Linked DNA regions of Homo sapiens: region 1 is linked to region 2. A link is an interaction called in ENCODE POLR2A ChIA-PET data of the cell type or tissue named here. Cell type or tissue: A673. All regions are shown on one strand. Each heading gives the region's core, and the rest is flanking DNA. Links, peaks and the distances in the headings are about the cores only. Region 1 has its middle 89 kb from the start of ECT2. Region 2 overlaps SPATA16 (spermatogenesis associated 16).

Evidence for each region. Peaks named below come from ENCODE experiments on the same cell type or tissue, not always from the same donor. Only the 100,000 strongest peaks of a DNase experiment are listed, where the experiment ranks them.
Region 1: POLR2A ChIA-PET joins it to region 2 with 6 read pairs; 2 of 35 experiments call an interaction of 5 or more read pairs at or near these places.

What each region holds. Positions count from the first base shown.
Region 1 is chr3:172,831,033-172,847,918 of GRCh38, reverse strand. It overlaps the pseudogene MMACHCP1. Among named protein-coding and RNA genes, the nearest start is that of ECT2, 89 kb to the right of the region's middle. In A673, for the core only: a CTCF peak has its summit at 11,341 (motif pointing left); DNase peaks (open chromatin) are centred at 6,768 and 11,298.
Region 2 is chr3:173,019,889-173,036,774 of GRCh38, reverse strand. The region is part of intron 3 of SPATA16 (spermatogenesis associated 16); the gene reads left to right. Among named protein-coding and RNA genes, the nearest start is that of SPATA16, 110 kb to the left of the region's middle. In A673, for the core only: no CTCF peak of the experiment used is centred there; DNase peaks (open chromatin) are centred at 8,594 and 8,944; H3K27ac peaks cover 2,387 bases.

The DNA of each region.
Region 1 (16,886 bases), core at 5,404-13,403, 190 kb after region 2:
TGCACCTTTTATAAAAGCACAAATCCCATCACTCCACCTTCATAATTTAATAACTTCCTGAAGTCCCCACCTCTTAAGACTATTACATTGGTGATTAAGTTTCAACATATGAATTTTGGGGACACATTCAGACCATAGCATTCTCTAAACCTAGTTTGCATTTCTCTAATCTGTGAATAATAATAATTACCTCAAAGGTTTTTGTGAGGATTAAATGAAATGAAGTTTATAGAGTTTTTAGCATAATGAATGGCACATAGCTCTAAATTAATAATACCACTACTGTTAATAAACAAATAAGTTATACCCTTGGGAAAATAAGCAAAGAACATACCAGAATAATTCACAAAAGAAATGCAAATGGACAATTAATGTCCAAGAAATTATGTTCAATTAGAGGAGCAATAAAACATATCAGGAATAAAGCAGGTCAGCATTTTTCACTCAAAATATTGGTAAGTAAAAATAAAAAATGATATCCAGTACTCATAAGGAGTGAGGAGCTGGCACTCTTGTAGATTGCCAGTAAAGAGTGTAAATCTATAAAATCTTTTTAGATGGCAACTTGGCAATACATATAGAAAGTTTTAGAATGCCCATATATTCTTTGATTGAGGAATTTCACCCAGAGGAATTTATTCTGAGGAACATCAAGTACACTATAATAAATGTACAAAGAATTTCATGACAAAAATTGTATGCATATTAGAAGTTTGAAATGATCTTAATGTTCAGCAATGAGGAATTGATTAAATATATTATGGTACATAAATACTGTTAAATGTTTTGGGTTATAAAAAGAGAGACTTATTCAATTTGTCTCCAGTAAGTCAGTACCTATTGGAACTATAAATGGCACAAAAAGAAGTTGAGAGTCTTATCTACATGATCATGCTTCATGGAACCAAATACAATTCCCAAAGGAAGTGCAAGTGCAACCATCCATGAAGACCTCCCAAAGGCTAAAATTCAGAGAATTCGAGAGCTATTCAAAACCCAGCAGCTTAAAAAACCAGAGTATCTGTTCTCCTGTCATCACTCTGAATTTGTTCATCCTGACTGCATCATGACTCAGCTCTACCTAATTACTCCTACTCTACCTACTAACCAACTATATCCTCCCCTGTGCTGTATGATTTAGCTTACAATAATCATAATTTTCTCTTACTCGTAGCATCTACTGCTTTATTTTCCTCCTGTCAACCTTTTCCATGAGGGTATTCTATCTTCTGCTCCCCTTATCACTGACTAAATCCTTGTATATATTATATAAATTCCCAAGGGAATATGATATTTTGTATTAATTGCTGATACAGTTTGGCTCTGCATTCCCACCCAAATCTCATCTCTTTGTAATCCCCACATATCAGGGGAGGGGCCTGGTGGGAGGTGATTGAATCATGGAGGCAGACTTCTGTCTTGCTATTCTTGTGATAGTGAGTTCTCACGAGATCTGGTTGTTTGAAAGTGTGTGGCACTTCCCCTTTGCTCGTGCTCTCTCTTTCCTGCTCCACCATGGTAAGACGTGCTTGCTTCCCCTTCTCCCTTCTCACATTATAGTAAGTTTCTGAGGCCTCTCAGACACGCTTCCTGTTAAGCCTCAGAAACTGTGAGTCAATTAAACCTCTTTTCTTCATAAATTGCCCAGTCTCAGGCAGTTCTTTATAGCAGTGTGAAAACAGACTAAGACAACTGCCATCATCACTGACTGGGCAAGCTTTTGTGACAGCTGTCTCATAGGTCAGAGGTCACTGGAACATTCACACATTGACTGCCCTTGGAAAGGTCAGAAGTTGAAAACAAGCCACATGTGGAACATAGGTGTGATTTGTTCGGCTTGCACTTTGTTGGCCCACACAGGAGATCAGATAATTTCTTTTTTCTTTTTTTTTTAAGACAGAGTCTTGCTCTATCACCAGGCTGGAGTACAGTGGCTCAATCTTGGTTCACTGCAACTTCCGCCTCCCTGGTTCAAGCAATTCTCCCATGTTCAAGCGATTCTCCTGCTTCAGCCTCCTGAGTAGCTGGGACTACAGGCATGCGCCACCACGCCCAGCTAATTTTTGTATTTTTACAAAAATTTTTATTTTTAGTAGAGACAGGGTTTCAACATGTTGTCCAGGATGGCCTCCATCTCTTGACCTCGTGATCTGCTCACCTTGGCCTCCCAAAGTGCTGGGATTACAGGCGTGAACCTGTTTAAACCTTCCTATGCACCTGCATAGTAACACTTCCAAGGATTTTTGCATAAATATACTGTACAAAATATCAACTACATAATTATTTCATACTTAATGGGCTTTTTAGTGGGTATGTTTTTATGTAATATGCAACAATACAACAGAATATCTAATAGAAATTAGTTTTCCTTATGTACTATAGCAGGCATAATTTTTAATATAAAATAAAAGCTACTGTGTGTTTTAAAGTTATGTCATAAATACAAATAACATTTAGTTAAATAAAATAAGCAAACATGGAAATTTTACAAAATGATTACTAACCAAATAAAGAGAGGTTTAGAGAGAGGGAGATGGAGGTTGCAGGCAGGTAGATGTTAATACTGCTCAGTCGATGTGAAGCCGAGTGGGAATGAGCTGGCAGAGAGTGAGTGGAGCGTCAAATGCCTGTGGTTCACCTGTTTTCAAGTCCAAGGATCTTATGTACGCTCATCTCTTTTTGGATCTTGAGACACTAGAGGTGCATGGCTATGAACCATTATCTGTAATGGCAGATAAAGTTATGGACCAAAACAAAACAAAACAAACTTTGCAAAAACAAGTATTTTATCTGCATAATTTCACGTTTCCTAAAGACCCAGCAATGAGCATTTATTGCTCCTCTTCTTTCCCTTCCTGGGCTGTAGAATGAGCAACTAGTTGAACAAGTTCTGTGGTCATACGTTAAGGTCTTTTTACCATCCACTTCACTAAATCTAGCCCTCTTCACAAGATTTAGGATTTTTGCTTTGCGTTAATCACTTCCCTGAAACCTTGGAAGTCAGCAACATATTGCAGTACTAGTTTCTCCCATAGTCCATTCATTGTTTGTTATGATACATGCCAAACCCAGTTGATAAATGTGAAGACCTTCTGAATGTCAAAACTCTTCTATAAATTCTGTGCTGAAACAGTGTTGCCTGCATCATCACACCATATATCAGCATATAAGTGCCACATACTGCATCACCATCTGCAAACAATATGCCTTGAAGGCTGTAGTGATTCAGGTCCAGAGGCTATGATAATGGCATCATGCTGGAAGGCAAAAAGTCCATTGCGATATTATCTCCATAACTGTCAACACTAGAAGGACATCTGGGAGCTTAGTCTATTATCAAAGGAGCCTTGTTTGCAAGTTTTCCATCCGTGTGTACTCTGATGAATAGAGACAGCTCCTCATGTAATCACTGAAAGCTGCCTTGGTCATCCTATCTTTACGAGCTGAATATTACACAGCAGGCAATTCACTCTCCCTTAGTCGCTAAAAGGCACTGGGGCTTTTGAAGTGATACACAAGCAGAGGTTTTAGCTTAACTTCACATTCACTTAAAAGTAGTGTTAGACTACTTTGGATGCTTTATGTTCTGGCATTTTTGTCTTCTTTTCTGAAGTGAACATACAAGATGGCATACATTTCCAAAGCAGATCAATTCCATCAACATTAAAAATGTGCTGTGCAGTTGAATCACCTTTGTCAATAGCGTTCAGCAATTCACAGGCTCGTACTTCTTCACAGGCTTTTCAGCACTCTTAGAAGACATTTTCATATAATAATGTGGGGATCTGATACGATAATGCACTACATGTTGAAACTGCAAGCACAAGATTCAGTGTTGTCAAGAGAAGAGCTGAGAATCTACCGCAGCAACTCTATTTTCTCCCCAGAATTTGTGCACAAATCAAACAGTCTTACTGCTGTGACAATGTAGATTTCTTATAACAAGTTTTCCTTTCAGATAGTGAATTCAAGAAAAAAATTTTACAAGCTCTTAAAACAAATATTTGGATAGTGAGATTCAGATGGCAAGGGATGTCCATTACAGTATAAGGAGAATATGAAAGGACATAAATCAAGGTTAATAGTAACCATCCCTGAAAGTTGGGACAGAATCATTTTAATAATTTTTCTTTTGGTTCCTCAATGTTTCTAGTCTATCTAAAATGAATAGGTATCAATTTTATAGTTTAAATGGAGAATATAGATACATTGCTAGATTGAAATGCCATCTACCTAGACTAACACAGTATTTCATGCCTACATTGTTTTGAGCCTCAAAGCAGAAAAGCTCGTCAACAATATTTCCTATACACTTATAAGATTTCAGTAAAGATCGAATAAGATATTAAATGGGACTCTTTTTGCATCATTTAAGAAGGCAAAGGAGGTGTCAGAAAACTAATTTTTTAACCTTTAGCTCAACACCACATAAAGGATATAAGAGGCCCTTATAGAAGAGGCCTTTGTAGAAAAGGCCAAGAAAGAAAATTAGGAGAATGTGCTCTCACATTTTCCCTCCTTCATCCACTGAGGAGGAAGAAAGATGTTTCCCTTTTACCTCAAGCTTAAAGAAAAAGGCTTTCAGGAGAACATTTATAGAGGTTGATAAGGGTTTCCTGCAATGTGTAGGGCACTGGTGTCTGACATACCCTGGAGGATTTACCCCCTGAGATAGGAGAACCCAGAAAGAGGCGAGGTTGGAGAAGGCTCTCCCTACACATGCACCAGTAGAGAGGCATGGCACTACCAGGCAAGTAAGGTATTTCCTGTCCCTGACTTCTTCTGTCTTCCCCAAGTCAGGGGAAACTGAGACATGGCGGTGGAAGGTAAGGGTGTAGCAAGGAAGGAGAGAGAGAAAATGGTAAGACCTGGAAAGAAGCAAGACGCCTTCTTTACCACCACAGGCTTCCAACTCAACCTGGGGGAGGAGAAAAGTTTCACTTCACATGAAGTACAGTGTTGATGATCTCAGTGGACTGAACAGAATGATGGCTACAAGGAGACTATCCCAGTGAATGAAATTGAATGGAAACAGTGGTTTTTGTTTTCTTTTGTTTTTTGTTTTTTTGTTTGTTTGTTTTTGAATAAGAAAACTGGAGCTGGCCACGGTGGCTCAAACCTGTAATCCCAGCACTTTGGGAGGCCGAGGCAGGCAGATTACCTGAGGTCAGGAGTTCGAGACCAACCTGGCCAATACAGCGAAACCCCATCTCTATAAAAAATACAAAAAAAATTAGCCGGGCATGGTGGCGGGCACCTGTAATCCCAGCTACTCAGGAGGCTGAGGCAGAAGAGTTGCTTGAACCCGGGACGCAGAGGTTGTGATGAGCTGAGATCGTGCCATTGCACTCCAGCCTGGGCAAAAAGAGCGAAACTCTGCCTCGAAACAAAAAAACCAAAAACAAACAAACTAAAAAAGAGTAAGAAAACTGGGAGATTAACTTTCATAAAAAGGGTGGGGAAAATCTAATGGCATTAAATGGTTAGCGATTGTGGTGTGGGAAGTGGGAGAATAAAGTTGCTTATAATCCTGCCCTATGGAGTTCTGCTCGTTCATATTACTAAAACTCCTACGTGCATCATATTGCTATCTTTACTGTAAAGAAGTTACGAAGTACATCATTCTCTACATTTCACATATGTGCTTTACTAGAACCCACAGGAAGTAATTCGCCCCAGTCTTTTTCCAGCAATAGTTCTCCACAGCAAACTGTTTTTATGCTGTGTGCAATGTGGATTAATGAACTTGACCTGCTGGCTGTGGAAATGGTTTTGGTCAGCCGTTAGATGCTCGGAATAAAATGTGTGGTACATTCCTAACAAATGCACCGGTCACTCTGAAGTAACTTTGGGTCCCAATCTCAATCCCAGCTTCATCCTACCATTCCTACTCTTTTCTTCATTGTTCTTATTTATCTTTTTGTGTAGTATGTATTTATGTAAGCCATCTCAAATTCTTTCTGTACTGTGGCAGGGCAATAAATACATTTATCACAAATGCCTATAGACCTAGCTTAAAATAATTTGCACTAAAATTAATCTTGAACATAATTTAACTTTGTTCTAGTGATTCTGAAGATGCTTTGGGGTCTTGCTTTGCCTTAAAGACATCAATATGAACATCCATTTTTATTGTGCTAAAAGTGTGATTAAGTTGATAGAGGACTCCAATTAATAATGGTGGATCTGATAACAAAGTTTTCTCTGTGTTATTAGCCTGGGTTGGGTAGGAGGTGGCGAATAAGGTTCTGAAATCATTTTCTTTAATGTTTAGGTATTTCTAAGTAAATATTCATCTATGTGTAAGCCATTTAATTTTAAAGAAGCAAATGCTGTTTATACCTGACAATGCTATTTGTACACATTTAAGATTATATACATATATATATACACACATACATACATTATATATATATACACACACACATACGTATATACATACACATATCACTTTGACTATTTAGGATGTGGACCAAATAGGGTTTCTAATTCAAACTGCAGTTTAAGCACAAATGATTATCTAATAATTCCAAGAAAGTGTGAAGAAATAATCCGGTAGAAGTGGACAGAAGGGGGATACATCAGTAGGCAAGAGGTTTAAACACATTTCTAAGAGATGGAAAGAAGATGGAAGCCTATTGAAAGATGAAACCAAACGAGAAGGCAAGGACCCAGAATTCAGAAAGGAGGGAAGGAAGGAAAGAACGAAGGAAGGAAGGAAGGAAGGAAGGAAGGAAGGAAGGAAGGAAGGAAAGGAAGGAGGGAGGGAGGGAAGGAGGTTAACATTGATTGCAGACAGGCTCCAAGTTCAGGGTCAGAGGAACAAATCGGGGCAAAGGGAGCTGAAAGGAAGGGGTTAATTAAAATTCTACTACACAACACTCCAGGAGGGGGAGGGGGAGGGTTATCAAAACAGGAGAAAGGAGGAAGGTAATAAGAAATAGCAGGGTAAAGAACTGTACGAGAAAGTCATGCCCAAAAACCATGGAAACTAAAATGTGACATGATTTTGAGCAATTGAGAGAATTAATAAGAAATAAAAATTAATTAGAACTGGATGCAAGGATCATTTGGCTTTGACTGGTACCAAAATTGAAACATCGAATTTATAATCCTAAAGCATTAATTGTCTCTATAATGAACAATATTCACTTAGTCGTAATAATGTAAATATCGTATACTAATTTTCAGCTTTTGAATTAACCTACAAACCAAACCTGGGAAACTTAAAAACGTTACATAGCAGAATGTAATTGTTATCAGGAGACACAGGGTGAAAGGGGAAAGGTGAAGTGCAGGCAAGGCTAGGGGCTCTAACAGCCTCCTCTATGGGGAGCAGCAAAGCATACTCTTGACTGCACAGATAATACAACCATCCCAGTTCTACCACTTAACTGATGACCTTGAACAAGTCAGTTTCATAACTGCTCTGTGCCTCAGTTTCCATGTCTCAAAATGAGGATAATAATTCTCTGATATGAGGAGAAAATGAATTTATTGTATGTGAAGTGTTTAGAACTGTGCCTGGCGTACAGTAAGCACTCAAATGTTTAATATTATCTAACACCATTAATATTCAAATCTAAAAATCACTTTTAAATCTAAAAAAAAACAATTATTGTATGTTGGGAGGTGGGAGGAGAGGAAGGGAGGGGAGACATAGCTTAAATAGACTAAACACTTTTCAGCTTCTCAGAACTTCAGCTAATAAGTGACGTCTAAAGCTGACAGCTGAAGAAAAAGTAGTGTTTTGTATTTCAAGTTAGAAACACTTAAACCAGAAATAATTACAAGCATTTATTATTTTTTCTAATTAAATAAATAATTACACAATTATTCTTTTTAAAATAAAGTTATCATACATTTGGCAATTCTATGAATGCCAAAATCCCCAAAGCCAAACAAATCAAGCTGAATCTATTCTTTTACAAGAGAATTCAGTCTGCCAGCTTTAGTTGGAAGTGAAAAGTAATCTCTCAGCCTACGATATTTTCCCAAGTCTTTGCTGCACTTTCCAGGGTGATAGCAATGCCACACCTCTTGGCAGCGAGACTCCAACCTTGGGGAAATATAATATTAGTGCCGTATGTCACAGTTTCAAACTGCACTAAAATTCTACTGGCCCTTGGCCCAATTTCATATGGCTCATGTGTCTGCTTCCCGGCTACAGCTTGTGGGGGCAACTTGTGTGGAAGGCTAAGACACTCTCTCTAAGAGATGGCTACATGGGTTGTCAGTTTTCACACTTGTTGAAGGCAGGTGATCAGTGAAGGGTTATTACCACCTGTAGGAATGCGACAGCTCTTCGACCCTTCTGGTCTCTCAGAGCCGACGCCTTTTTCATCTCTTTGACCAACACTCCTCCATACAATGATTATAATCTGTATTCTTCCTAAGGCGCATCTTACAGGAAGATGTTAGATTAACACCTTCTGGAGGGACTAAAACCCCAATGATATTTAAGCATACATTGAAGGTGGTTATTCTTCATTTTAGTGATAAACTTGGTTCACTTTCCCTGTATACAGCTTTGCAATAGATAGTGAAACAATGTCAACAGTTATTGATCACCTACTATTTGTCAGGTTCTGTATTAGGAGTTGACAATGTAGTCTAACAGATAAATCAGACAAAAATGTAATGGAATGTAATAAATTCTATGATGATGATAAACACAGGGTGCTCTTGGAACATACAGGAGGGAACTAACTCAGCCTGGGAAGAAGAGTAGAGCATCAAGTAAGGCTTGCAAATACGGAGAAAATAGGCAAGCACAAAAGGAGAGGAAGGTAACTCTAGGTAGAGGGTACAGCACAGATAAAGAGCTGGGAAGGGTTTATATGGAGAAGTCATACTTTTAGGGAGGTAGAAGAGGGCCAGATAATAAAGGGAGGGCTTCTATGATGTGCTAAGGAGAGAATATTTTTCTGAAGGTCTCTAAAAGGGACATCAAAACACTTCAAGCAGAAAAATAATATAGTCATTTTGTTTTAAGATTATTCTGGCTATAAAAAGTGGCTAGCAGAAGGAGTACAGGAAGATCAGTTGAAAGGTGAACCAGACATGTCTTATGGGCCACTTTAAACCCTCTCAGCCCCACCTCTTCCTACTGGAGCCACTGCTGGAGGATGTGCCACCACTTCTCACTCCTGTCCCAGGAATTTCTGAGGCTTTGGAGTATCAATACCTCTGGGCATTCATGCAAGTACAATCTGGAATTGCCAGGGACTTACTATTATTGGACCGTTCTTGAGCAACTGGGCTGGAAGCTGAGTGATCAATGCTTCTCCCTTTCACACCCCAGATGAAAAGTTCCCACAGGACTCAGCAACAGTGGGTTGTGGTAGTGGCTAACCCGATATAGCAAAACCGTGTTGGCATTCCTTCCTTCTCTGTTTCTTCACTTCAACTCCTCATGATAAACAACCTCTAAATAAACCTAACACAAGTCTTTGTTCCAGATTCTGCCTTTATGGAACCTAGTTTAAGAATGAAGATTACCAGATAAATCCAGGAGAAAGTCATGTGTACATGAAATAAGGCATGGTAATGAAAATGGAGACAAGGGAATGGATTATTCATTCACAAGATCTCAAGGACGTGGGATCAACACCTTGGCTATGAGGAATAAGGAAGAAAGATAAGCCTATGCCTAGGAGAATTCTCAGGTATCTGACTCAGGTGGTGGAGTGGATAGGGATACCATTCACAGAAAGCCATACAGAAACAAAATAGCCAGGCACAGCAGCTCACGCCTGTAATCCTAGCACTTTGGGAGGCCGAGGCAGGAGGCGTTGCTTGAACCCAGGAGTTCAACACCAACCTTGGCAACATAGTGAGACCCTGTATCCATAAAAATAATAATAATAATATTTTTTTAAAGGAGAGTGGTATTGAAGAAATGAAGGAAGGGTGTTTGTCTCTTGGATTTGTAGGAGTTCTTTCTATATCCTAGATACGAGTCTTTTATAGGGTATGTGGGTCTTTGAACACGCAAGTGTGAGGTGCTTTTAAATCAAGGGGACGATGCCCTGTGGCAGTTTTACATACATATATATACATGGTGTAAATGTGTAAGATGCAAAGAAATGAAGAGGAAAGATGGACATTTAGGGAACATCTGCAGGTAAGGGGTGGGCAAAAGATTTTGTGAAATACACTGAGTTGTGGTTCAATATGTAGGAGAAAACAGTGGTGACACAGTGGATTAGACAGGGTTCTCTAGAGAGGTGACCAATAGGATGAATGGAGGGAGGGATGGATGAATACCTAGAGAGAGAGGAGAGAGAGGGAAAGAGAGAGAGAGAGACAGAGAAAGAGAGAGACTTAGGGGAATTGGCAGTCTGCAAACTGGAGACCCTGGGATTTCTATAGTGTGGTTCAGTCCAGTCCAAGTCCTATAGCTTTAGAATCACGGAAGCTGATGCTGTAATTCGCAGTCTAAGGTCAAAGGTCTGAAACCCAGGAAGTGGTGATGAGGGAGAAGGGGGTACTGGTGTAGGTCTTGCAGTCCAAAGCCTGGAGCTCTGATGACCAAGGGCAGAAGAGTGTGTACCAGCTCTGAGAGAAAGAGACTAAATCTTTTCCTCTTTTTGTTCTATCGGGGCTCTTAGCCTACACACATTGAGGGTGGATCTCCTATACTCAGTCCACTGACTCAAGTGCCAATGGCCCCTGGAAACACCCTCTCACACACCTAAAAACACTACTTTGCCAGTTCTCTAGATATTCCTTAATTCAGTCAAGTTGACACCTAAAATTAACCATCACACAGAGGACTCAAAGGAAAAAAGAGGCTGGGAGGGGTGGCTCATGCCTGTAATCCCCCAGCACATTGGGAGGCCAAGGCAAGTGGATCACTTGAGCCCAGAAGTTCAAGACCAGCTTGGGCGACATGGCAAGACTCTGTCTCTACAAAAAAAATACAAAATATATCCAGGTGTGGTGGCCTGCACCTGTAATTCCCACTACTGCAGAGGCTGAGGTGGGAGAATGGCTTGAACCCAGGAAGTTGAGGCTGCAGTAAGCCGAGTTCACGCCACTGCACTTTAGCCTGGGCAAAGAGAGTGAGACTCTGTTTCAAGAAAAAAGGAGAACCGTGTTTTTAAAAGGTGCAAATAGTTTACAAGACAGAACCAGAGGGTCCAACAGATGAGAACCGAAAAGTATTTATTAGATTTGACAAACAGGAAGTCATTGGTAACTCTGGCAAATTCGTTTTCATGGAGAAGTAGATACAGAAGCCAAATAGCAGAGGATTACAGAGTAATTGGGGGACCAATAAAGACAGGCAGAAACAACAACATAAGATTCTCTGCTCCCCCTACTGGCGATGGATGGATGGATGGATAGATAGATAGACAGCTAAATAACCTGTTCATCATTTTAAAATTCAGACAATAGAGGAAAGAAGAAAGATTTTTAAAAATCACCCTTGGTGCCATTCATAGATAACAACTGCTACAATTTTGGTCTATCTCCCTTTAGACTTTCTCTTATTTATATGCATTACTTTTAGCAAAAATGTCACCATATTCTATATAACACTTTATAACCTGTTTTCTTTGTATAACAATAGGTAATGAACATCTTTCCAGGTCTATAAATCTATATTTACAATGTCATTTGTAACGGCTGTGTAGATTCCATGGCACGAATGTATCACAACTTAAATAACCAATTCCCTGTTAAAGGACATAAAACATTTTTGTATTGACAACTCTGCAATACAACTATACACATTTGCCTATTTGCACAGGATCAGTTTCTAGGAGACTGACTGGATTAAAGGATATGTTTATTTTGTTGAAAGATTCTGATAAAATGATGCACCAGAATGTTTATAGCCCAAGCATTCTGTAAAAGCATACCCTTGACAACGCTGCATCATTCTTTTTGATATCTGCCTATGTGATTTTTAAAATAGCATCTTACTTTTTTGTATTTGCTTGTTTCCTCGTAATGTTGAATGTCTTCATATATTTATTGGTAGCTCTTGATGAACTGCCTGCTAATGACTTGTCCATTCATCATATTTATATCTTGATACAACAGCTTTATGTATTAAATATGGCATTTGACTTTGACTGTTAGGGATGTTACCAATATTTTCCAGCTCTTCATTTGCCTTTTGATTTTGTCTGGGGCACTTTAAAGCACTTTTTATTTTGTTAGTTCTTCCATTATAAAAAATAGGTATGTTCAAAAATAACTAAATCTTATTTTTTTTCCATCCAATTTTAAGCCCCGGGGCTAATCAGTATCAACTGAAATATATTTTTGTATTTTCAAAAATACATGAAAGTTCTCTATTTGGTATATTCAGGGATATCTTTTTTCACTTATGGCCCTTGATGCCATGCTTAGAAAGGCTCCCCAAAACTATATAAATATTTGCCTTTGTTTCTTTCTAGTATTTTTAGTGTTTACATTAAAAATTCTAATCTAGCTAGAATTTATCCTGGTATTTGATGAGACATATGGATCTAAGTTGTTTTTCCCCAAAGGGTTGGCTAATTGAGTCTCATTTATCAATACTATAGTTTTCTCTTTCCAAAATGATTTGAAGTAAAACCTTTGTCATAAATTTAATTTTTGTATATTATTAAGTCTCTTTCTAAACTTTCTATTCTATTCCATTAATTTGTTTGTTTTGGTGCCAGTACCGTAATGTTCTAAGTATTGCCACTTTGAATTTTTAACAATAAGAACACTAATTAACATTTACAATAAGAATAATAATTAACATTATTACTACATGCCAGTGTGCAATGTACCATATTAAATGCTTTACATAGATCATCTCTTTTACTTCTCATAGTATCCAATGATATAAGGGACTATTAGTATCATCTCCAGTTCATTTTTAAAAAAATTATAATAATGATAAATAATTTGTTAACTACTAGTTGGGTATCAGGCACTATTCTAAGTGGAATTTTCACAGTCGACCTATGAGGGAGGCACTATTATTACCTCCATTTTATAGACAAAAGTGATATAAAAAGAGGTGAAGCAATTTATCCAAAGCCACCCAGTTAGTTACAAATGGATGAAGCTGGAATTCAATCCCAGGCAGACTTATTTCAACGCAACCTATGCTATTCTGCTAAAAAATTTTAAATGATAATAAAAGTAAATTTTATTATCATTTTTAATATTTAAAAGTAAATTTTAAAAGACTTCATTACACATTATTTTGCTGGAATTTTGTTGGTTTTTTTCCTCACAAATAATTTTATAAGATCCCTTGGTACTGGCTGTGTGCAGTGGCTCATGTCTGTAATCCCAGCACTCTGGGAGGCCGAGAAGGGCGGATTGCTTGAGTCCGGGAGTTCAAGACCACCCTGGGCAACTGGAATGAGACTCTGTCTCAAATTAAAAAAAAAAAAAAAAAAGAGTTTTTTTGGGGGTTGGGGAGGCTTTCTATCGCCCAGGCTGGAGTGCAGCGGTGCAATCTCAGCTCACTGCAGCCTCGACATCCCTGGCTCAGGCAATTCTTCCACCTCAGCCTCCTGAATAGCTGGGACTACAGGTGCGCCACCACACCCTACTAATTTTTGTATTTTTGTAGAGACAGGGTATCTCCATGTTGCCCAGGCTGGTCTTGAACTCGTGAGCTCACATGATACCCCTACCTCTACCCACAAAGTCCTGGGATTACAGGTGTGAGCCACTGCACCAAGCCAAGTATTTTCAATATATATGCCCTTTGCCATATGACTTGAAAATTTTTTTATGGTCTTTTAAAATCTTTTGAGTATATAGAATTTTTCATCATATAAAAACAAGTTATTTTTATGAAGTTAAGCACAACTATCTTGACTTTTTTGCTTCTGGGTTTTTCTAACACATCAAGTTTACAAAATATTTTCCTAAATTTCATTCTATATTTTACACTTTTATATTTTAAAACTGAATTTATTTTCAAAATGATATGAACTGTAGATATAATTTTGCTTTTTCCAGACGGATAGCCCATTATGCCAGCATATTTATAAATAAATTACCCTTAGCCATCAAATTAAAATGCACTCTTACCATTTATTAGTTTCTCATAACATTCTGATCTTTCTTCTGAATATTTTTATATTGTTTACTAATATAGTTTTCCATTACCATTACCGTACTACGTGGATTTAATTATGGTAGCTTTGAGGTGTTGATACCTGAGAAGACAAGTCTTCCCTCATTAATTTAGAAAAGAATTTTGACTGGTCTCAGCTGTTTTCCTCTACAAACTTTAGAATCATTTCAACCTGTTTAAAAAAAAAAAAAAAAAAAGGAGAAGTCAAAAAGTAAGACTCTAAGTGGAAATGCAGTGAATTTATATATTAATTTGGGGGAAATTGTTTTAAATATTAGGTATTCCCATCTAGGATAAATCAGTCTCTACAATCATTAAAGATTGATTCTCGACTTTTAACGACGGTTTCCATAGTACCTGTACCTTTTTATTAAATTTATCCCAAGGGACAAATCATATACTTTAGAACTACTGTAAAATTTTTTTTTCATTTTTAAATGTTTAAGTTTTTTCTTCAAATGCTAACTGGATATTTCTATGTTGAAGAAAAGCTTTTGATTTTTGTATATCTATTGTGTAACCAGTCGAATATTAATTCTATGAGATTTTTAGGAAATCTCTGAAATATATAGCCACATTATCTGCAAAAGAATAACACTGTTGCTTATTCTTTTTTAAAAAATTATATTAATTAATAATTTAATTAATAATTAATTGATTTAAAATTATATTAATTAATTAATAATTTCTTGTATTATTGGACTTAGCTAAAATTTTAAAAACCAAATAGTTGTGGTAATGGAGGGTTAATTTAACGTTTTCTTAATCTAATGCAATGGTGTTAATATTTTATTATGTACTGTGCTATCTGTTCATTGTTATAAAAAGTCTTTACATGTTTAGGTGATTATCCTCTATTGCTATTTTATTTGGATGATATCTTTCCTTTTAAAAAATTCTAGTTTGAGATTTTTAAAAAGTAGTTGGGCATGCATTTCCTTGCCCTTCGTCGCATTCCTTCTGTGGAGTGCTGAGGCAGGAGTAAGAGTTCTGCAGCCATTTCAGATGCTGAAAGGGAAATTGTCTGTCAAGAATGGCAAAGCAACCCTAGCAGCCCTGGACCACCCACCTCTGTAATTTGAGAAATAGGCCGGGCACGGGCGCGGTGGCTCACGCCTGTAATCCCAGCACTTTGGGAGGCCGAGGTGGGTGGATCACGAGATCAGGAGTTCCAGACCAGCCTGGCCAAGATGGTGAAACCCCGTCTCTACTAAAAATACACAAAAAAAAATTAGCTGGGCTTGGTGGCGGGCGTCTGTAATCCCAGCTACTCAGAGGCTGAGGCAAGGAATTGTTTGAACCCGGGAGTCGGAGGTTGCAGTGAGCCAAAATGGCGCCACTGCACTCCAGCCTGGGTGACAGAGTGAGACTCCATCTCAAAAAAAGAAGAAAATAAAGAAACTTTTATTGTATTTTTTAAAAATTCTACTTTGAAATATATAATACACACAACTTAAAATATAAAGTGCACGTTGTGAGAATAACAAAATAAATAGCCACTTAGTACTGTAATGGTAATAGACAACTAGATTAGTAAACAATATAAAATATCCAGAAGAAAGATCAGAATGTTACAAGAAACTGATAAATGGTAAGAGTGCATTTTAATTTGAGGGCATGTACACGTGTACAGCGTGTACATAGTACGCATGTACATCCCATCTTGTTTAGGAACTTAAAAATTTCCAGTACCTTAGACAGCCGCTCTGTGCTCCTCCCTGACCGCCATTTCTCTGCCTACACGCATTCCCCCAAGATGTTACTATTATCCGGAATAGCACATTCATCTTTAGAGTGATAGCGCGACCTATCCCTAAATAACTCAATTTTCCTTGTTTTAAATTTTATGTAGGTAGAACAATGCTATGGATATTTTTCCGATTTGCTTTTTCACTCAGTATGTTCTGAAAATTATGTTATTGCATATAGTTAGCAAGCATTTATTTTCATGGCTATATGTCAATCAATTGTCCTATTGATAGACATTTGGGTTGTTTCAATTTGGGAATATTATAAGCAGTGCAGCTGCGGACATTCTTGTGCACATGTTTGCTTGTGCACATGTGTTTCCCTAGGTAAGAATGGATATAAATTTGGTCATGTACAACTTCTCTATATAATAACAAACTGACTTCTGTTCAATAAATCAATTTACTTATCAATATGTCAATTTATTTATCCTTGCACCAAATAAGATACTGTTTATAAGCCTTAATATTTGGGAAAGCAAATTATTTCACCTGTTCTTCATGAATATGTTAACTGCCCTTGGCTTTTTGCTCTATGCAGTGAATTTTAAAATCAGCTAGTTTCATAAATTAAAATTTTTATTCAAGATATATAATCAATTTGGGAGATTCCTATCTAAGAATTCTCCATTTACTTAGATCTTATTTAATGTGTTCTAAGAAGGTTTCAATTTTCTCCATAAAAGTCTTGCAGATTTTCCGTTAGAATTATTTCTAGCATTTCATATTTTTCATTGCTATTGTCTATTGTAATGGTTGCCTTTTTTTTTTTTTTACAGCTTCTGATTTTTTTCTGGGGTATAGAAATAGAATTGATTTTTACTTATTGACTAGAAACTTATTAAACTTATCTTATGAATGGCGTCACTGGACTTATCAGGATGCTGTGACACCCCAGGAGTGCTACTCAGAAGAGCAGAAGGCCTACTTTTCCAGTCTGCCTGCCCAAGGATTGGCCCTGTGTGGCTTGGCTCAGCCCTCAGAGAAGCCTCGCTCTCCATACCCTGACTTTCCCTTCACCACACTCACCCCCAAGAAGCCTCAAAAGCTCA
Region 2 (16,886 bases), core at 4,252-12,251:
TGATCCTGCATTCAATGTATTATAATATGGTTGACTTATATGAACAAAATTCAATGTCACACAAGGTATGCAGCTAGAAAATGAAAGATAATTTGAATAGTCTTTTCAGATAATCTTGAATATTCTTCTTTGATACTACACCAAGACTTGACAAGTGGTAGTTTCTTAATGATTAATTGCAATATGGATTCTGAAACCATATCAATCAATGTTGTACTCTGTAACATTAAAAGCCATTAGTTCATCTTATACTTTGATTGGATTGTTTATCCATTCATGAGTTAGTAATATTACCTGTTGGTCATTTAGAAAACATGCAGATTTCTGAATGTTGACACATTTCATTATGCAAAACCAAATTTTTAAATTGCAGTTGTTAATATCACCGACCTCATCAGAAAAGTCTTAAAGCATTAGGTGACTGTCAAGCTCGCAGTGACAGATATAAGTTTTCCAAAATACTAATTTTTGCTTGAAAGCTCAAAATTTTATCACTAGCAATATATACTGTCAGTTGTGTTCCTTTAAGTGACAGGCACACATTTCATTTTTTAGAAAATGTCTGCCAAATTTCAAGTCTGATAATCATAATTTGTTAGCCATTCTTCCAAGTAAAATATAGTGTTCCATAGAAACAGTGCCTAAGTCAGCTCACAAATGTAAACAATGGAACAAGTGCAGAAGTGCTTTTCCCCAAGACAGCTATTATATTTTGGTATGCAGAAGAAGTGCTTGATGCATACTTCTTACATCATCCTACCAAATGTTAAAGAGACATGTACTCAAGGATTGAAATTTATTAAAAAAAAAAAAAATAGAGGCTGAGTGTCCATAATGGTAAAGAATACACTCAGTGAATACCAGAACAGTTTGGTATCACCTGTTTGCTTCCTGCAAAGAAGCCAGCTGTTTTCCCTACCATGCTTTTGCAACATTGGTGCAAATGTCAATACAGTGAAAAGGGAAAATAATTTCTTAATATTATTATGAAAATTTACCTCATGAGCCCCCTGAAAATGTCAAGGAACCTATAGAAAATTTGCAGGCTGCACGTTGAGAACCACTCTACTTTTTCACAGCATCCTTGGCATTCTCCCAGCATTTGGATTTTTCATCAGAATAGTTGCAATAGTTGTCTTCTTTAAAAGTGTTTCCATTATGTGCTTTCTTAGTAATCCCTGAAGCATTAGTAGTTTCTTTCATAAAATTAAAAATCCTTTCACTATTGAACAGCCCTTAATAGACTCCCACCTTCCCCAATGATCAATTTATTGCTTTAGCCAAGCTAATTTACAGGGCGGTTGTTAATATGGCTTACCATCATCCTCTATCACCAAGTCATTTCTGAGGCACTCTCCCAGTTTGAATTTTCTACCTTCCTTCCTTTGATGTGACTATTTCAAAGGCAGCTCAAAACTCACTTTCTTCGGATTTCTTTCCAGATTAGCCCTTTTTAAGTTTTAAATTGTCCTATCATTGCAAATCCCCTTCCTAAACCTTTTATTTTTCCATCTCCCTTGCAAGCATCGCACAGTTTAACTGTTTCAAGTTTTGATGTGTTGATTACTGGTTATGTATGTATTTTTATTATTTCTCTCAAGTAGGTTAACACTTAGTTGAGGGCTAGTCAGTTAGTATCCAATGTAGCATTTTCAACAAACACAACACAATATATGCTGTTGTCATTATATTCACAGAAATGGCAGCACTACTAAAAATATCTGGAAAGCGTATTCTTTCCAAAGTAATGTGCTGTGACACTCTATTTGGTGCAAGTCACAACAGGTTGAGACTCAATACAGTGAGCCAAAGAAGACAGAATGTCAAAATGAGAGATTTAATAATCGGTGTCAATCAAGAAAGGAGTGTGTATTACAAAGAAAAACCATTAATACATTCATTTATAATATTACTAATTAGTAGATTTCCTTAATGGGAATCACTTAAAGAAACAGTAGTTTGATCTATAACTAAACCTTGAATCCAGTATTGAGATAATTCCCATATCAAAGTCCATATCCAATTCAAATTTTGACTTTAAACTTTCAAACTATACTATATAACCTGGTGGTTTAGCTGGGCTGGACATTATCTACATAAATACAATGTCCATTGTGGAACTCCCATTAATTCTGTTAATTTAGCAAAGGAAAATCAGAGACAATATTTAGAAGTCCTACAATGTCATAAAGCGTAGGAATAACAATCAATATTTCTCTTTTGGTAAAAGGGCCACAAAGGGCTTAAGTAGGTAAAATATTGTTACCTGGATGTAATTTAATACTTCCACGAATCAAAAAATTATGATGTTAATATGAGTAATTTTAATACCTGATAGACAAATTGTTTTGATTTTTCTGTCAAACTTCCCTCTAATTCTAAGACTCTAACATCAAAAATCCCTCTAATTTTCAGACTCTAAAAGAAATAAGGATATGATTTTATTATCCAATAAAATTATGTAATGGAATTCAGTATACTATATTTCAGTTCATTTTAAAATTTCTTGTGTAATTTGCTATTTGAAGGCAGCATAAAAAATAATAGAATGCAGACAAACACTTATTTCCATACAATAAGGCTACTCAAAATATTAGTTTAAGTATGTATTTACCTTTCTGGCTCTTTTCTTTAAAACCTGAACAGTGGCTGGAACATGGTTTATACTCAAAAATTATTGCCGAATGAATCATAAGTAATTTCCAATAGGTAGAACAGAGGGAAGTTTATTCATTGTACCTTTCAAAGTAATCATTCTAAAATACATCTCAGCCAGGCGCGGCAGCTCACTCCTGTAATCCCAGCTCTTTGGGAGGCTGAGGCAGACAGATCACTTGAGATCAGGAGTTCAAGATCAGCCTGGCCAACATAGTGAAACCCCGTCTGTACTAAAAATACAAAAATTAGCCAGGCGTGGTGGTGCACACCTGTAGTCCCAGCTACCTGGGAGGCTGAGGCAGGAGAATCGCTTGAACTTGGGAGGCAGAAGTTGCAGAGAGCCAAGATAATGCCACTGCACTTCAGCCTGGGTGTCAGAGTGAGACTCCGTCCCCCCTAAAAACTAAACTAAAATAAAATAAACCTCACCCAAGTAACACAGCGAATGGAAAAAAACATGTGAAACTCAACACACTGCTCTTGAACCACCATCACCAATCCTCCACCCTCCCCTCCAGTATTAGACAGACAGATGTGTAGGGCCTTACATCTACATCTTTGGTTTCTGAACCTTGAGAGCTTTTCTACAAGAGAGGTGATAGCTGATATTTTGGTTCACAGACTCCAAAGGAAAGATAATAGGGCCAACACTGTATTATTTTTTAAGAGAAAATGTCAAGAACGAAAAATGAAAATGTCAAAAGATAGGTTGATATACTGTATTACTTAAAGACTATTTTGTTGGGAGAACTGACCAAGTGATTTACTAACAGCTTTTACCAGACAGACTCGGGATTACAATGTAGATGAAGAAATAAATGGGAATTTATTTCACGTTCACTCTATCCAGGCATTTGACAGATGAAAGAAAAAATGGAAAGACACAATTACAGTCTACAAAGATGAGGATCTTTTTTCAGATTTTCAAATTATAAAAAAATATATATTTTTTCTTGGGAATTGTTTTCAAATGCCCTACTTATCTATCTCTACGCTGATATTATTACATTAACTGCCTTTTGTTCCTGATCACATCTGCCTAAGGTAGAAACTGTAAGATTGTGTACATTTGATGTTCAACTGGGATACAGGCACAAAAGTTGGTGGAGAGTGATCCTTGATATATTCAGGTCACAAGAGATGTAGATCTCATTCATGAACCTTAGATATGATTAGGTTCTCTGGAGGCTCTTGAGGAAATGTTGTTCAGCCACTTTATTAACATTGCTTTATTCTGTAAACATTTATTGACTGCCTATTATGTGCCAGGCATTCACTTAGGTGCTGAATATATAAAGGTGAATGATAACGGTGAGTATTACTTCCCATTATGGAGAAGTCTGCGGTGGATAAAGAGTAATTAACTGAGTAAGAAAGTCGAAGAAATGTAGAAAAAAATAAATGTTCTCTATTGCTCAAGAAGGCATTTCACTGCATGCCTCTAAAGATCCAGTAATCATACCTACTTTTGATGGTTATTTGATGCATGTTAACTGGTAATACTCCTTTGGATGAAGAACATGGAAGGCTTGAAGCCCTAGGCGACTCCCTTCTAAAAGTTCTTATTTTTTGGTATAGATGATCCATTAAATGTATTATTTGAATCCCCCACTGTATAATTATAAATTCTGTCTTCCTAAACAAGGTAATGTCATACTCAAATTTTAGAGTAAAATATACTTAAACATAGATCCTGATGATTTTTAATGTGTTTTCATTACTAGCTCTATAAAGAAGATAGACCATATAACATTTCTTTCTGACTATATATTTTTCAGTGTTGTGACAATATAGCAAATTCTTTTAAGTAATTATTTCATAAATTATTTGTCATGTCAAGAAATAGGTGTTTGTTGTTCACTTGAGATAATTCAATAATTTAATATTTTTCACATTTAATTAGTTGCAGAATTAATTGTAATTTTGGGGATAAAACATGAAAGACAATATTTGAGTTGTTTTCTGTTTGACTTCTCAAAACCTCATTTTCTTCTGCTGTGCCACATACATGCTGAGATCTCAAGTAATATTTGAGAATGATTTCTTGTTGTTATTTCCCTGAAGTTAGGTTCTACTTTCATGCTTTTGCAAAAACATACTCTGCTAGTGTTTTGGCAGAGCTATATGCTTTGTTTGACAATAATCTACAGTAATTTTCTTATTTCAAAATCCAATGCCTTTATTTCTAATTTTATGGTCTAATACTTTGTAAAGCAGTTCTTTTTCTCAATGTAAATTAAATTGGGTTATTCCATTTTTCTATCTTGATTATCTATTGAAGATATTTAAACTGACTGCATGAACTTTTTAAAAGCAGAGGACTATTATACTTTATTTTAGTTTTAATTTAATTCTAATGATCAATCTTTTGTAGCAAGTCAATTGACTAAATAAGACAAAACCACTAAGATTCACTGAATCTCTGTATAGTGACAGCACTGTTGCATAAGTTTTCTTTCTATTCTCATTTTTTACCTACCCCAGAATTTAAGTTACTAGATTGAGATTTAGTACTATGCCAACAGCCCATGTTGAAAGACTCTCTAAGAAGCAACAATATGGAACACTCGCTGATTTTTCTGTAAATCTGTTACTGAGAACACAGATTGTTACATTATAGGGCATCTTTGGATAAGCTCATCTTTCTGATTGTAGGCCAAGAAATACTTGAGTTGAACAATTGCTTGTTTAATACTGGCTATGCGACCCTCTTTTCATTAGCTACCAGCAAATTTAGATGTGTAGTCATTTCAATCAAACTTTTAGGATCTTAAGATATAATATTTGTGCACTAACCTCATCCAGGCTTCATCTTAACTCTCCCTACTTTTAATCTTGCTTCCACATTCAGTTATTTTTGTTGTCGTTTTAACTGTGGTAAAATATACATAACATAAAATGTACGATCTTACCCAGTGTTAAGTGTACAGTTCAATTGTGTTAAGTACTTTCACGTTGTGCAGGCAATTTCCAGAACTCTTCCAATCTTGCAAAACTAAAAGTCTATGCCTATTAAATAACAAATCCCTGTTCCCCTTTCCTCCTGTCCCCTGGCAATCACCATTCTGCTTCCTGTCCCCATAAATTTGACTACTCCAGGTACATCAATGAAAATGGAAACATACAGTATTTCTCTCTTTGTGTCTGGCTTATTTCACAAAGTATAATGTCTGAAGTGCATTCATGTTGTAGCATGTGTCTTAATTTTCTTGCTTTTTAAGTCTGAAGAGTATTCCATTGTATGTTAGATACCATGTTTTGTTAATCCATTCATCCATCAATGGACGTTGGGTTGCTTCTACCTTTTGATTATTTTGAATAATGCTGCTTTGAACATGAGGATACAAATATTTCCTGGAGACTCTGATTTCAATTATTTTAGGTATATACACAGGAGTGGAATTGCTGGATCATGTAGTAATTATATTTTTTAACTTTTTGAGGAACTTCCATACTTTGTTCTATAGTGGGTGCATCATTTTACAATCCCACAAACAGTGCACAAGCATTCTAATTTCTCCACATCCTTGCCAACACTTTTTTATTTCTGATTTTTTATAGTAGCTATTCTAATGGGTGTGAGATGGTATCTCATTGTGGTTTTGGTTTGAATTTCCCTAACAATTAGTGATGTAAACATCTTTTCATATGCTTATTGGCCCTTGGTATATCACCTTTGGAAAAATGTCTATTAAAGTTCTTTGTCCATTTTTAACAGGGTTGTCTTTTAAATTGTTGTTAACTCAAAGAAGTTTCTTATATATTCTGGATATCAACCCTGTAACAGATATAAGATTTGCAAATATTTTCTCCCATTCTGTGGGCTGCTGTGTTACTCTGTTTATATTGTCCTTTGATGAACAGAAGTTTTTAATTTTGATACAGTCCGATTTGTTTATTTTTATTTATTTCCTGTGAGTTATTTTTACTTTCATTTAACTTCATAAGTATTTTATAAGCTACCTTAATCCCTTCCTAGGACAGAATATAGATAGACAGGTAGGTGGGTGGGTAGATAGATAGATAGATAGATAGATAGATAGATAGATAGATAGATAGTAAAGTAACCACTCTGTCTTCAATATTAGGCATCCTGTCACTTACCTGTGATATCTTAATTTTCCCATTGTTATGAATGCTTTTCAAATTTATTAATGGCATGAATGTAACAAATAGGTCTTACACATCTGAACAAAAGCTATCCATAATTTCTGAATGTGGTGGCATGCACCTGTGGTCCCAGCTACTAAGGTTGAGGCTGCAGTAAACCATGATCACACCATTACACTCTAGCCTTGGCAACAGAGCAAAGCCCTGTATAAAAATAAAAATAAAAATCTATCCCTATGGGGAGAAAATTACCCATGTGTATAGCAGTTTTGCATATCTTGTGACCAAGGCGCTGACTGGTCTTTGCTCCAGACTATCTTTTCAAAGATGGTTGTGTGGCAAACAGCCTTAGAAGGAAAGACAAGTCTTTTTACTGCCTTGCCAGGTGTACTGTTTCCCCCTAGAGCAAAAGATAGGCAACCTTACAGCCCATTACAAAATATTCACATTCTCTAAACTCATATTTTTCTCATGTGGTACAACCTAGTGCATGTGAAGGTGTCACCTGAGCTTCCTTTCACCACCATCTGGGATCTATGGTTCAGAGAACCAGTAAAACAAACAAACAAACAACAACAAAACAAACAAACAAAAAAAAAACTCTGATTACTGTTATTGCTGTGAACAATAAACTGTCCTTTGTCTCTGACCCTGGAGGCTCATACCTTCTACCAGCTTCCATAAAACTGCTTCAAGCTAACTTGTTAGTTTGCAAGTAGGGAAAAAAAACTCAGACTCTTCACAGTGCTGGATAATGCATTATAAGAAATTTTCGTGAATATACTTGAAAGTCATTTAGCCTTATCTCCCACTCAGTGAGGAATTTATTCTACATGTCCTGACAGATGGCATTCTAAATATCATTTAAATGTTTCCAGTAAAAGGAAATTCTCCTGAAAGCCTGTTGCATCATTGGTTAGTAAGTCCCCCCTTATGTTGAACTGAGCTATTTGTAGCTTTATAACTGGTTTTTGCCTGGCCTCATCTGATATTACATAGAATAATTATTCTATATTCCATATGGAAGGGCATTGTATTTGAATATATTTACTGAGGCTGATATTATTTTACTCTCTAAACATATTTATTTCATTCCATATTCTTCACACACTATGTTTTCCAGATCACTCATTCTAGACAGCTTCCGATATGGTGATGATCTTCACAGATGCTCAGAACTATAGATGAATTCAAGGGACTATATGGTGAAGGCACAATTCAGTGAAAACATCACTTGTTATTTGAAAACAATGTGTTATATTGATTTAGCACAAAATTTTATGTGCAATTTTTGTAGCTCTATTATATTATCATATCATTTAGCTTGCAGTTAAAATATTCAGATTTTTTCCATATGATCAAACTCAAGCCATGATTATCTTTATAAAATGATTGTTTATAACTAAGATTTTTTATTTTTAAACAGTCCATATTATTTTAAATTTTGCTTACGTCATCAGTGATATAAGTTCCTGTTGCAGTAAAATTTATGCCGTCTGAAAATTTTATCGACATCCTTTCAATTTCTTAATCTTAGTTCACTAATGAAAATAAGGTCCACAAAAAGGGCTAAAGACATTTCATTAGATTCCTTATTTCATAATAACACAGATCATACTTACATAGCATTAATCAGTTATTCAATTGGTTATAATCTACGAAATGATGCTATTATCCAGCATAAATGTCATCATCTTATCCATAAAGTTATCATGATTCGCTGAAATTAAAACATTCCATGTTCCTAGCTTTCTCTAGATCTACCACCTATTTCTATTTTAAGAACATCAGCAAGTTATTAAAAGAATAAGAGGAGTGTTGCCTCGGGAGGATGAAACAATCACTACTTTGCTAACAGCCAAGACAATGGTAACTAGATGGGCATCTTTGCCTAAAAAAGAAATTGAAAGAAAGAAAGAGAGAGAGAGAAAGGAAGGAAGGAAGGAAGGAAGGAAGGAAGGAAGGAAGGAAGGAAGGAAGGAAAGAAGGAAGGGAGGGAGGGAGGGAGGGAGGGAGGGAGGGAGGGAGGGAGAAAAAATAAATTTGTTCCCTAATCCCTAGTCTCATATAAAGCTAAAGTCTAAAGTACCTGGGGTAGTGATAGCAGATATTCACATTCTCAGCATCCAGGCAAAAATCCATAGCTTCTGATTGAGAAGTAGAAGCAAAACATATGTCTCTGGGGAAGAAGTCAGAAATTATCCTGTTCCCATAGCCACTGAAGGAAGGGTAAAGCATAAACCCTCTGCTTTGGGGAAGAGATAAAGAGAGATAGAAACCTCTCTTGGGCCCGGGGAAGATACCAAGAGGAGTTCTGCTACCACTAGACAAGAAGCAGAAAACACTCTCTAAAATGAGACCAACCACATATTCAATGCAGGGGTTGGCTGCTATAAGGAAGAGTCCCAGAATGAGGAGGAAAAGGAGAGAGAGGAATGGGACAGAGAAAAAAAGCAAGAATTTTCCAAAATTAAAGGGAAAACAGTAAAATTCAAGTCTGAGAAGCTTAGAGAATTCTGAGGGAAGTAAAACAAAACAAAACAACAGCAACAACAACAAATGGTACTGGAGGTGATAAACAGTACAATAGGGCAAAGAAAATAAACAAATGTTATAGGCTGGAAAGAAATAAATAAGTCATCTTTAGTTGCAGAAGATGTAATCATCTATTTAGAAAATCCCAAAGTATTTTTGGAAAAGCTTTTGGAACTAATAATTAAGCTTAGTAGTATGATGTAGCAGAATACAAGGTCAACGTAAAAAATCAATTATGTTTCTATAAATTAGCAATGAACAATAAGAATTGAAATTTAAAAATCATTGCCAATTATAAGAGCAACAAAAAATATCAAATGTTTGGAATAAATCTAATGAAGTTTGTGTGAGATTTTCATGCTGAAAACTACAAAACATTGATGAAAGAAATTAAATAAAGCCTTAATTATGGAGAAAAGTGCTATATTTATTGATCAGATGACTCAATATTATTAAGATGTCAATAGATCTTAAAGTTTTCTATACACTTATCAAAATCCCAGCAGACATTTTAGCAATTAACAGGCTACTTTCTAAAATGTAAACAGAAAAGTACAGAATTTCAATAAGTCCAAACAATGTTAGAGGGGAAAAAAAAGAACAAAGTTGGGAGGACTTAAACTACCTGATTTAAAGATTTATTATAAATCTATAGTAGTCAAAACTGTTATAATGGCATAAGATAGACAAATAAATCACCAGAACAGAATATTCCATTCCGAAATTGACTCACACAGATATGGTTAATTGATTTTTGATAATCATGTCAAGGTTATTCAATAGAGAAAGAATAGTCTTTACAATGAGTAGTGCCGGGAAAATTGCAGATTTATAAGCAAAATAAAATGTCTTTATCTTTACCTCACACCATAAACAAATTCAACTCCAATAGTTTATAACTGTTAAAACTATCAAACTTTTTGAAGAAAATATGAAAGAAATTCTTTGTCACCTTGGATTAAGCAAAGTTTTCTTAAATAGTATATTTTAAAGGTATAAACTATAAAAGAAAAACAGTCGATAAGTTGGACATCATCAAAAATCTTCTGCTCTTCAAAAGAAACTATTGAGAATATTAAAAGACAAGCCACAGACTCAGAGAAAAATATGTGCAGTATATGTATCTTACAAAGAATTTGTATCCAGAGTACATAAAGAACCCTTACAACACACTAATAAGGAAAAAAAATGCCCAGTTTTTTAAAATGGCAAAAGATTAACAAGAACTTCACAAAAGAATATACACAAATGGCCAATAATCACATGAAAAGATCCTCAACATCTTTAGTTACTAGGGAAATGCAAACTAAAGCCACAATGAGATACCATCTACACCTATCACAGTCGCTAAAACTTTAAACACAACACACGCATACATGCTGATCATACCAGTTCTGGCGACGATGCAAAGCAACTGGAACTTTCATGCATTGCTGGAGAGAATGCAGGATAGTACAACTGCTTTGGAAAGACGTTTAGGAGTTTCTCACAAAGTTGAGCATATGCTTAGAATAGGACCCAGTATTCTCACTCCCCTGTATTTTACCATAAGAAATGAAAGCTTATATCAAAAGATTTGTATATGAATGTTTACAGCAACAGAAACAACAGAGTGTTCATCAGTTGGTGAATGAATAAACAAATTGTGGAAACTGCTAATAGTTAAGCAGTAAAAGGAAGCAAACTATTGATACATACAATAATATGGATGAATCTCAAAACCATTATTCTAAGTGAAAGAAGCCGTACGCATAGGGTATATACTATATTATTCCATTTAAGTGATATTCTAGAGAAGGTAAAACTATAAATTTGGAAAATAGATCAGTGGTTGCCAGAAACTGGGCATAAGGGAAGAAAATTGATTAAAAAGGAAAATGAGAGAACTGTTTAGTACGGTTGTAAATTTCTGTATCTCTATTGTGTTGATGGCTATGTATTTGTCGAAACAGACCAAACTATATACTTTTAAAAAGTGAATACTACTGTATATAAATTATAACTCAATAAAACTGACTTAAATAAAAACATGTTAGAAAAAATTTAACTTTCTGAAAAGTATTATAGAACATGAATATAAACAATGAGAATATTGCCTTTAAAAACAAGCTGGGTTTAAAATGGTAATAATCACCATTAAAATTTACTTTTCAAAAGATTTCCCAAGGAATTTGAATGAAGTAAAAGGTGTCTAGAAGTTTTATTTAAATCATTAAAAATTTAATGTTATCTCCAGTGGTTTCAGACTAACAATACCTTAGAAATAAATATATTATTTCTTCTACATTCCATTAAAATATTTTCAACACTGAACCATTTATTAATTTTCATATATAGCAGAAGAAGAAATTGTCCAAGATATTCTCTATTTACATTGTAATAAAATGGGAAATTAACAGTAAAAGTTATAAGAAAAAAATACCCTTTTGAAATTGAACAATGCTGTCCTAAATAATTCTTTAAAGAGGAATTAAAATCTATAATTAGAGACTGGGAGAAAAAACTATAATGAGAATAAAATATACTCTATCATTCTTAAGGATATGGTCAAAGCTAAAATTATTGTAAAAATTCAAACCTCTAAATGCTTTCTTTAAAAAGAAAACATAAATTTTCTATATGTCAAGAATAAGAGAAATAATAAAAATAAATTTCAGAGAGGACAAATATTGATTAATAAGTATAAAAACAAATGAATAAATCAAAAATAAAACAGTAGAATTAATAGCTAAACCTAATATCAGTTTGATTGAAAAGACAAAATATAAAACCTCTAGCAACTTAATTTTAGTATACGATTTCATAAAAATCATAGCATTATTTTTTAAATGAATTTTTTTATTTGTTCATTTCTCATCCTGGATGTAGTTTTATTTTATTATTCACTTTCTCAATCCTTGGCTTTAATATTCTGTATTAATTTTGATACCTTTCTTGAATCATTAATTAACCTAATTCATCAATACAAAAGATCAAAGGAAAGTCCACAAGATCATTTTGATAGATTCAAAGAATATTTTTAAAAATTATTTACTTCTGGTAACTCTTGGAAAATAACACATAGAATGATACTTCTTTTTTTCTTAAATTGATCAATAATAATAATTATCAATGAAATATTGAAACACTCTTAGATCACCCTACTTATCTAAATTCTTTTTCTAAAAAATTTAGCCTATGTAGTAAGAGAAAAAAATAGTTATAAATACTGAAAAGTAGTAACCAAACATCATTATTTGCAGATGATGTAAATAAAATTAAATTATTGCGATATTAAGTTATAAGGGTACAAAATAAATATTTTTAAAAATACATGTTTAAATGCTATGCTATCAATAAGAGTTTGGAAAATATAATAGAAAAAAATCCCATACCTATTGTGCATACATGTAGTGTTTCTCAAACCTTAATGTGCATACAGATCAACTAAGAATCTCGTTAAAATGTGATTCAGTAGGTTTGAGGTGGGAATCAAGATTTCACATTTTTAGCAAGCTCCCAGGTCCTGATGCTGATTATATTCATAGTAATATATTTATATATATTTATTCTATACATTTTATATAATTCTTAAGCTTTAAAATTCTACATGAGAATATATATGCAAATATGTGTGTGCATATACATAGATATGTGAATATAGACATATTGACATATATTCTCATGCAGAGTTTTCAAACTTAAGAATTAACAAGAAATTAGTAAAATTTCTGTTTTTTTAAAAAAGTTAAAATATTACAAGTAATTAGTAAAACTTCTATTTAAAAAAACTTTAAAATATTACTGGGAGACACAAAAGAATATTTGAATAAAGAAGAGAAATGCCACATTCCTGTATGGGAAGACAATAATATAAAAATGTCTATTCTTCCTAAATTTTAATCTAATGTCTTTAGTTTAATACCAATAAAAATCACCAAATGATCTTTTTGTAGCTGGAAGAAACAAAAATGATAAAGTTCAACAGGAAGAATAAATATGCCATATTAACTAACAAATATATTCACATAGAGGACATTAGGCAGTTGTTTCCCTTCTGGAAATTAAAATCTATTATAAAATAAAGATAATTAGAGCATTTTCTGTCACAGAATTAGGCAGATCAAAAGCATGGGCTACAAAGCCCAGCCATAGACCCAAGTGTGCATATGAACTTAGTGTATAATAAACGTGGCATATCAAATCACGAGAGAAGGATGGATTATTTATCAAGCGAATTGGGAAACCTGAGATAATTACCAAAATAGACTTATATTCGAGCCTCATCAGTGTACAAATTTAGGGCTTAATAAAATAAGCACACACACACACACACACACACACACACACACACATACACAAGCATCAAATCATGTGAACTTTAATAAAAAAGATAAATTTTAAAGTATCCACAAATAGAAATCATAAAAAGCACAAGATTTACCACAGGTAACAAATTTGTTTTAAAAATAAACTTTCATTTACTATAATATATATTATTTTACAGGATCCCATTGTTTTAGAAAGGGGTGAATCAATGGAGTAGGCAATCATTGCCCATTACTAACTCCTTTTCTTCTGACAAAAATTCAATGACGTCTATCATTTAGCTAGTCTCTAACATGGTTCTTGTTTTTTACCAAAAGCCCTATCAGCATAGCTAAATCAGAGTTTTTTCCTCTGTGATAAAATCAGACCAATCAGCTCTGAGATTGCTCTCTGATTACAATTGTAGTTTTTTTTTTTTTCACTGTAACTGCAGTGAGATTGTCCATTTTGGTCACAGGCTGCCTCCTGCAGCTTTCCAAATGGCATCAAATGACAAATGATTAAGAACTTTTCAAAAGACAGATCATCATTTCCCCTACAAGTTGCACACGACATAAAATATATCTTTAAAAGGGTATGTCATTTTAGAAAGCATCGATAAATTAATAAAAGTATAAAAGCTAGGCTTTACAACTGCCACTAGCATTTCCTTGCCAAATATCTAACAGGGGCGTAAGATAAGCACACAGTGAATGCTGCAATAATTATAAAAGTCAAAAATAATAAATTGCCAAATAAAATATTTCATCTCAAATTACCAAATATTCTTTTATAATTACACTTTCAGAGTAGAGACTGGGTCTGTGTCTTCCTTCGGTCCCTCTTATGAAGCCGGGAATCATATGGTTTAGGGCAGAGTGGTGTTATGATTAAAAGAACCTAGTCCGTCTAGCAATAGTGATTTCTAAACTCATGTCCTCTACTTGCATTTCTTCAACACCATACAGAGGAATTATAATTACAAGTAATTTTTTTTTAATTCCTATCTTTTTATAAATCACACTGTAATGGTTCCGATAGTGTCAACCTCACCAGCCCTCACTACTCACAAAAATCTTCTCTGCCTACATCCAAAGCAACTCTGATGCCTTCTCTTCTCTCTCCTCTCTCTCTTTTGATAAGCTCTTTCTTCACTACCCCTCCTTCCCAGCACACCTCATCCTTGTCTCCAATCTAATCTACTTTTGTCAGAAGAACTTGTCTGACAGAGCAAGATTCTTGGAGAATAGCTCGGCAAAGCAAAAACATTACATCATAGGCAAAAAGATGCCAAAGGCTGGAAACATCCATTCAGTAAGGATTTTGTCCCATCAAATTTGTAGATGCTAACTAAACATGCATGAGTGAATAAGTGAATAAAGTAATAGGGAGTACACCTCATAGACTTGTGGATGAAATAAATAAATAAATAAATAAATAAATAAATAAATAAATAAATAAAAAGTAATAGGGAAGAATTACCTATCCTGTGGAAGAAAGTTGTCAGAATCAGAAAACCCAGTCCCTGGACAAAGCTCTGCCCTCAGCTACTCTGACTTACCTTTACAAAATTGCTTCTATAGGGACAAAATATATAAACATGATTTTCAAACATTCTCTTTTTCTGAAGTAATAAAAAATATTCATGGTAAATATTAGTATTATAGTTTTGTCTTGATATTAAATGAACCCATGTGATCATTTTAACATTTCCAACATTTTAATCAAAACACACCAAAGCAAACGATCTGTGTTCTTGAGGGATTAATGTATTCATTTGCAAAAATCCTTGTCATAGAGTACAGTAAAACCTCATTAACTCAGACCCGTCTAATTCAGAAATCACCATAGGAAAGGCAGTGTGATATAATACAATGCTCTGTGGCTAGACATGGAGAACCAAAAAACTTTAGACAGCTCTTTAACTAGTTATGCATGATTTTAGAAAGTTCCGTCTTCCTCTACTTTCTGCTGATTTGTGTTTGAAGTGAGCTAAGTTATACAGTCGATCCATCTCATCATCATACGATTCTATGATTATCCACAGGCCAGACAGATTTTTTTCTACTTTATTCTTTTTATATGCAGTGTTTCTGGGAATTGAATTATTTTCGTCTGCATGTTTTTAATGTGGAATACCTGAAGAGCCCTGAGAGGTCACACAAGTTTCCTAAATTTGTGCAATTATGATTATGTGCATTTTTCTGGACAGAGGTTCAGACTTTTTATCTGGTTCCCGAAAGCACTGTATACCTCTCAAAAAAAGGTTAAGAACCACTTACTTTAATAATGAACTAATTCCAAGTGATTCCCATCAACTTGTAAAAATAGGCTCACAAAATGTTGCTTAATAATCATGCGTTGGTTCTGTAACATTCTGTAGCCCACATTGATAAATACAGTAGAAGCTACATTTCGAACTTTCACTAATGGCTGGGTCCCCATTTGGTGATAGGGCATGGACTGCATCCAGCTAGTTGACCCTGTTATATCAAACACCTTGAGCAATACCTACCCATAATAGGCTCTCAATGAAGCAAGGAAGAGAAAGGTCTACCCCTTTATCTCTAGGAGAAGAAGGCAGCTAGGGAGATCATTTCACATCTAGGTTTGGATTGAGATTCCAGAACTCTGTGAGATAATGGAAGAGTCAGCAGGTAAGGACAGTTAGTTCATCTTATCCACAAGTCAAGCCTTGTCATTTCAGTCAAGAAAAAACAGAGGTCCAAAGTGAGGAAAGGCCTTAACAAAAGGGTCAAGACCAAGACTAGATCCCTTAACCAACAGTACAGGTCTTCTCTTACACCCAGCTGGGAGAAAACACAGAACCTAATTATGGAATTCAAATGAACATGTCACCCAAATTCCAGTTCCTCTTTTTTTTTTTTTTCTGAGACGAAGTCTCGCTCTTGTCCCCCAGGCTGGAGTGCAGTGGCGCGATCTCACTGCAACCTCTGCCTCCCGGGTTCAAGCAATTCTCCTGCTTCAGCCTCCCGAGTAGCTGAGATTACAGGCGCCTGCCACCATGCCTGGCTAATTTTTGTATTTTTTAGTAGAGACAGGGTTTCACCATGTTGGCCAGGCTGTTCTTGAACTCATGACCTCAGGTGATCTACCCACTTCGGCCTCCCAAAGTGCTGGGATTACAGGCATGAGCCACCGCACCCAGCCTCCAGTTCCTTTTTTTTTTTTTAACTGAAATTCAGCAACTAACAATCTCTTTCTTCATTAAAAGTAGACATACCATAAATAACCTGCTTTTTCCCTGATTTATTGAAATAAAAATTCATTTAAAA